Regions from separate parts of the Mus musculus genome. Here region 1 is linked to region 2. A link is a loop called in an ENCODE intact Hi-C map of the cell type or tissue named here. Cell type or tissue: gastrocnemius. All regions are shown on one strand. Each heading gives the region's core, and the rest is flanking DNA. Links, peaks and the distances in the headings are about the cores only. Region 1 overlaps Card10 (caspase recruitment domain family, member 10). Region 2 has its middle 1.7 kb from the start of Elfn2.

Region 1 (2,901 bases), core at 215-2,714, 58 kb after region 2:
TATATCATACATGCACGATACACATATGCACACACATACATGACAGACAACACACATAGCACATACCAATACATACTGATATACAATACACATACACGCATATAACCACAACATGCATGACACAACAAAAGCACAATATACATATGACATATAATACATACATAATACATAGTATGTATGATTTGTGGCATGCCTGATATATATATGGCATGAAAGCTATACATGTGATTCACACTATGCATGATACTCAAACAAGATACACTTATAATGAATTATACATACATGATACACCCACACAATACATATCCAGAACATACATACACACATGATATACATTATTCACATGATACATGTATGATACATGCATATCTATGAGACACATAGTACAAATGCCTATGATCCATACATATACATACACAGGACCTCCCTCTGTTACAGACCTAACCCTCTCTAGAGATAAATACCCACAATAAACATAAACAATACAAGCATGCACACAGATGGACAGGTGGACAGGTGGTGGCAGGTGCAGAGACAGAGGATTCCACAGAAGGCACCCACACGTGGCCACCACTCACCTGATCTCACGGACATTCTTCTCAGTCACCTCCACGTGGATGACAATGGGGTAGACCTCGCTGTGCACCAACTCCCGCACTCCCCGTGCACCCAGCTCCAACAGGCAGTGCTTCTTTTCAGACAGACAGACAGACAGTTTACTCCTGGGCCCACCCTTCCCTGCTGCATCCACCCCTGCCAACACCTCTCAGGGGACAGTCCTGCTTCATCAGCAAAGAACCAAAGGAAACTGGAGACGCAGACTCATGTGTGTGCTGGGAGACGGTCAGGTCTCTCCGGACCTCCGACTCTACTCTCATCCCCACCAGCCACCCCCCTGCAGCCCCAGCCAACAAACAGAACAATGGAAGTTCAGGAATAACAATGTTCAGGTAAGAGATACCAGCCCACTCCTCAAGTAACCCACAAGGTCATCATCTCAACCCAGCCCAAGGGGTGGCCCAGATGCTGGTTCTGGGTCCCAGAGGGCAGCCTTGCCCCCTCTGGCACTTACCTTCCCGACAGACTCCTGGATGGCACGGATCCTGCTGCCTAGCCCAGCAGTGGCCGGCCAGGCTTTGGGGGCTCCGGGAGCTGAGGACGTACACTGTTCCTCCCCAGAGAGGCTCTCTGTGGAGAACAAGGACGTGTATGACTCAGGACCACAGGCCTGGCTGCCCACTGCCACCCAGATGCATTGCCCCTCCAGCCCATACCAATACAGCCACCCACCCAGGCGGCAGGCAGGCTCACCTGCTGGGCACACTTGGAAATCCAGCCTGGAGCTTGGCAGATCCAGCAGGTTACGGATGAGGCGAGGCGCCAGGCACTCAGGCAGGAGGACCACAGGCCTCAAGGCAGACACCAACAGCGGTCGCACCAGGCTGTAGGGTTTTAGGCTTCGTTCTAGCTCTGCAGAGAAGGAGTATGGAAGAGGTGAGGAGTTCCCCAGCGTACTTAAGTCAACATCATCTTCTGCCACACACACACACACACTCCCTCTCCCTCTCCCTCACCCTCTCCCTCTCCCTCTCCCTCTCCCTCTCCCTCTCCCTCTCCCTCTCCCTCTCCCTCTCCCTCTCCCTCTCCCTCTCCCTCTCCCTCTCCCTCTCCCTCGCCCTGGTATTCTCGCAGAAGGCATCTTTCTGATCCTGTCTCAGGTCTGCCCCCTACAGGCCACTCTGCAGTCAGCACCTAGGCTCCCAGCCATCAACACGATCATGTGACTGACTCCCTGCTTTCAATGCTGGGCTGACTTCCCAACATCCCAGGGCAAAGGTCACATCCTCCCAGTGGTAACAAAGGCCCTGTCTGAAAGCCTGGGGTGAATTCAGCATCGGACCTGCTCTTGCTTTAGCTGCCTGCAATGTTAGGGCTTTTGCCTGCCGCTCAGAGCCATGCACCGTCAGCCCAGGTAACTTCCACTAGCCACCACAAACTCAAGTCTCACCTTCCTAGGTTCCCTGCACATGGGCACCTGGCTCTAACTACACTCATGGTCTCATCTGCTAGACAAGACGCCCCTAAGCAAGGGGTTGCTGATTGCCCTGGACTTCAAAGAGGCTCTCCCCACCTTCAAAGTCACCACCCACACCGAGCTCCTGTGACCGTGCATGAGCCTCACCTCCATCAGGAGTAGGCTCCTCTCCCTCTCTTCCCAAACCTTCCCTCACCTCCGCATCCCTGGTGCCCTTCAGAAGTACCATTTTCTCATCTGGCTCCTCCCCAGCCCCTTGCTCTCCTCAGTGTGGTGGATGTTACTGGTTGTCCACGCTCCTCAGAGCCACTTGCAAACACACACACCAGCACCTGCCAGTGGGCTCTCTTCAATCCATCCCACCATCAGGGAGCCTTGTCGCTCTGGATTGTTCCCACTGCTAAGCCAGGGGCCACCCAGAGGCACACTGGGCACTTGAGCAGAGGGCATGTCCCCTATGTCCTCAGACTTACCTGAGCAGGGCTCTGCAGGGAGCTGTTCTGCTGAGTCTCCTGCAGTGCCCCCTGCAGGCTTGGGCCTCACCAACCCTAGGGCTCGCTTCTTCAGCTAGGTGGACAAGGAAGGGAGATCGTTGTCACAATCCATCCCAGCAACGAGGGAATGCTGAGGGGGCATCCTGCCACTGCCGTCCAGATTCAACAGTTCCGCACATAGCCACCCTCCTCCCTGTCCCCACCCCCTCCTATCCCGTCGACACCCCCCCAAGTTATCGTTCCATCCCCACACTCCTCATCCCACATCCCCACCCTCAGGCTACTCCAGCACAGTCTCTCCACCAATGAACGAGCAGCAAGCCCTTGGGTAGGAAAACCTAGGACACTCACTCACACTACTTAGCCCAAGCC
Region 2 (2,901 bases), core at 297-2,796:
GCTGGAGGCAAAGTTGCCCCGGGTGCAGCGCCCTGCTCGAGGACAATCTCATCCCCAACCCCGCTTCCCCCCTTCCCATGCCCGAGCACCCCTTTCCGCCTGCGCCCTGACCCGGTGTTCCGCGTGTAACCACTGGAGAGCACTGCGGTGGAGCTGCTGCGTTCCCATTTTGCAGGCGGGACAGCTGAGGCGGGTGAGCAGAGTGCTTGCCCAAAGTTTATACAGCGAGTCCGAGTCCGTGGAGTCTCCCAATTCTCCCTGCCTCCAAACCAAGGCATTTGGCTACCCCTCGCTGCCTTACCCCATCCCCGGGAGCATATTGGGCTCTGTGGCCACAAAGAGAAACTTCCTAAGGCCTTCCTGGCCACAGCTTAAGCTCCGCTTCAAACACAGACACCACCACCATCACCACCACCACCACCACCTGCAAGGGAGTCTCCCTGCAAGGCAGCGGTAGTTGAGGCTCTGCACCCGAAGCTGGGCACACAAGCAGCTGGTGGGAGTCTGGGCTGATGTCAGGAGTCTCCTCCAGCCGTTGTGACCCGCCAACCCAGACAGTTGAGCTCTGCCGCCGCCAGACTTTGTGCTTCGCAATCACTTTTCCGGGCCGCATTCACCAGAGCCTGTCCTCAGGTGGTGCACAGCGACTCAGCCCGGCTGCTGGAACTCCTAACAGGCCTGGGCTGAGTCTGGACAGATGAATGGGAGCTGATGGGTAGGAGTTGCTCAGCTGAAGGAAGTGGAGAAGGGTATCCCAGACTGCGGGAACGACATGTGCAAAGTCACAGAGGCGGAAAGCATCCTGGTGTACTTAGTACAGAGGGACCCGTGGAGTTGGGTAGCACTAGAGCAGAAAGAAATGCTGTACAAAATCGCCTCGCTCTTGTCATCCGAGGACAGGAAAGTAGCCCAGGATAGGACCAGAAGGGTAGATAAGCGCTGAGACCCAGGCCACCTGTTATGTCACAATTTAGAGAGACTGTGGGGTGTCTCACCTCTAAGCCTCCCGACCTGTACCTTTTTGAGTGGCAGGCGCATTTCTTCCTACCCATCCTTCAGATCTTCTTTGCAGACCCAATGAAACCTTATGCTGCCTCTGTCTACTAACCTAATCCCCTTCCCCGAAGAGGGACCATAAGAACTCAGGGTTCCCTAACCGAGGCTAGGCACCGAGGTGGGTCCAGCTCCAGTAGCACACACCCCACCCCCGCCCCTACCATCCCCCACCCCACCATCTCCCGATCCCACCTCCGCCAAGCTCGCTTCTGTTGAAGAGACGGCTGCCCCTGCGCCCTCTAGCGGATCAAATGCGCGACTGCAGAAAACTCCCTGTGGCTCGCGTGTGCTGAGGTGGGCGCTGGCAGAGGCCTACTAAATCCAGCCCTGGTCCAAGACATTGAGCACTGACTCTGGGAAGCACCAGGCATAGAATTGCAAAGTAACATCTCTGATTCATCTGTATGAGTGTCCCGGTCATCAGCCAGAGTGAGAGTCACACCTTGCCCCACCCCCACCCCCAGCCTCAGTTTCCCGCCTGTAAGAAATGGTTAAGGTCGCACTTCCTTACTGGTGCCTTCTCTTTTCTCCTGGGGCCTGCAAAGCTGGCTAGACTCACTCAGCGGTAGTTTTGAGCTTCCATGGTTCCCACATTCCAGCTTTGAAGGCTGGCCCTTGCAGGGTAGAGATAAGCTGTTGCCAGTTTCCCTCTCTGAGCTCCGTTGTTGCACCACACAGATGATGACATTGGCCGGGGCTGAGGTGGTGTCATTGTTGACTACACCATCTGGTTCCTTGATTGGGCCTTCTCTACACAAGCACTGTCCAATGTAACTTTCCACCACAGCGGAAATGATTTAAGGAGTCACTAACCTCTTGTGGCTATTGTGTGGTTAAAACCGTGGCTTCTACAACTGCCGGGTGCACTTATCTTTTTTATTTTGATTGATTTAGACTTAAGTGGCCACGTATGGCTTGTGGCTACCGTGTTAGCAAAAAACTTGGGTACATAGCAGCCTCCTGGTCAAAAAGACCCAGAGAAAGAGCTTGGTATGAGTGTGAACACCGGGACTTGACAGATTCAATGCAATTTCCATAACAATTCCAACACATTTCTTAACAGACCTTGTCAGAGCAAATTCTCAACTTCATGTGGAAAAACTAAAAACCCAGGATAGCTAAAAACAACCGAGAACAATAAAAGAACTCCTGGAGGTAGCACCATCCCTGACCTCCAGCTGGACTACAGAGCAGTAGTCATAAAAACTGCATGGTGTCAGTATGGGAACACAGGCTAATTAGAAATCCACACACCTCTGGATACTTGATTTTTTTCCACAAAGATAGCAAGACTATACAACAGAAAAAAAAAAAAGAAAAGAAAGAAAGTGTCTTCAACAAATGGTGCTGGTCTACCTGATGTCTGCATGCAGAATACTGCAAATAGATCCTTATCTATCACCCTGAACAAAACACAGGTCCCAGTGGATCAAGAACCTCAACATAAAACCAGACACAGTAAATCTAATAGAGAAGAAAGTGGGGAAGAGCCTTGAACTCACTGGTACAGGAGACAACTTCCTGAACAGAACACTAGTGGCTCGGGCTCTCAGATCAACAATTGATACATGGGACCTCATGAAACTGAAAAGCTTCTGTAAGGCAAAGGACAAAACGGCAGCCTGCAGACTGGGAAAGGATCTTCACCAACCCTACATCTAGCCCTACAAAGAGCTAATATCCAAAATTTATAAAGAACTCAAGAAGGTAGACACCAACAACACAAATAACCCTATTTAAAAATGGGGTACAGTGCTAAACAGAGAATTCGCAGCAGAGGAATCTCAAATGCCAGAGAAGCAAAAAGGAAATGTTCAAACTCCTTAGTCATCAGGGAAATTCAAA

Evidence for each region. A loop is a pair of places that touch in the nucleus more often than their neighbours do. Peaks named below come from ENCODE experiments on the same cell type or tissue, not always from the same donor. Only the 100,000 strongest peaks of a DNase experiment are listed, where the experiment ranks them.
Region 1: it touches region 2 in a loop (2.5-fold over the local background); 1 of 42 quality-filtered maps calls a loop at or near these places.

The regions. Positions count from the first base shown.
Region 1 is chr15:78,776,887-78,779,787 of GRCm38, forward strand. It overlaps Card10 (caspase recruitment domain family, member 10), which reads right to left. Exons shown (of 21, transcript NM_130859.2): 17 at 2,509-2,602; 18 at 1,312-1,470; 19 at 1,073-1,188; 20 at 579-691. Among named protein-coding and RNA genes, the nearest start is that of Mfng, 4.9 kb to the left of the region's middle. In gastrocnemius, for the core only: CTCF peaks have their summits at 1,763 (motif pointing left) and 2,541 (motif pointing left); DNase peaks (open chromatin) are centred at 1,306 and 1,743; H3K4me3 peaks cover 688 bases; H3K27ac peaks cover 863 bases.
Region 2 is chr15:78,718,992-78,721,892 of GRCm38, forward strand. No RefSeq gene overlaps it. Among named protein-coding and RNA genes, the nearest start is that of Elfn2, 1.7 kb to the left of the region's middle. In gastrocnemius, for the core only: a CTCF peak has its summit at 1,314 (motif pointing left); DNase peaks (open chromatin) are centred at 647 and 1,290; H3K4me3 peaks cover 35 bases.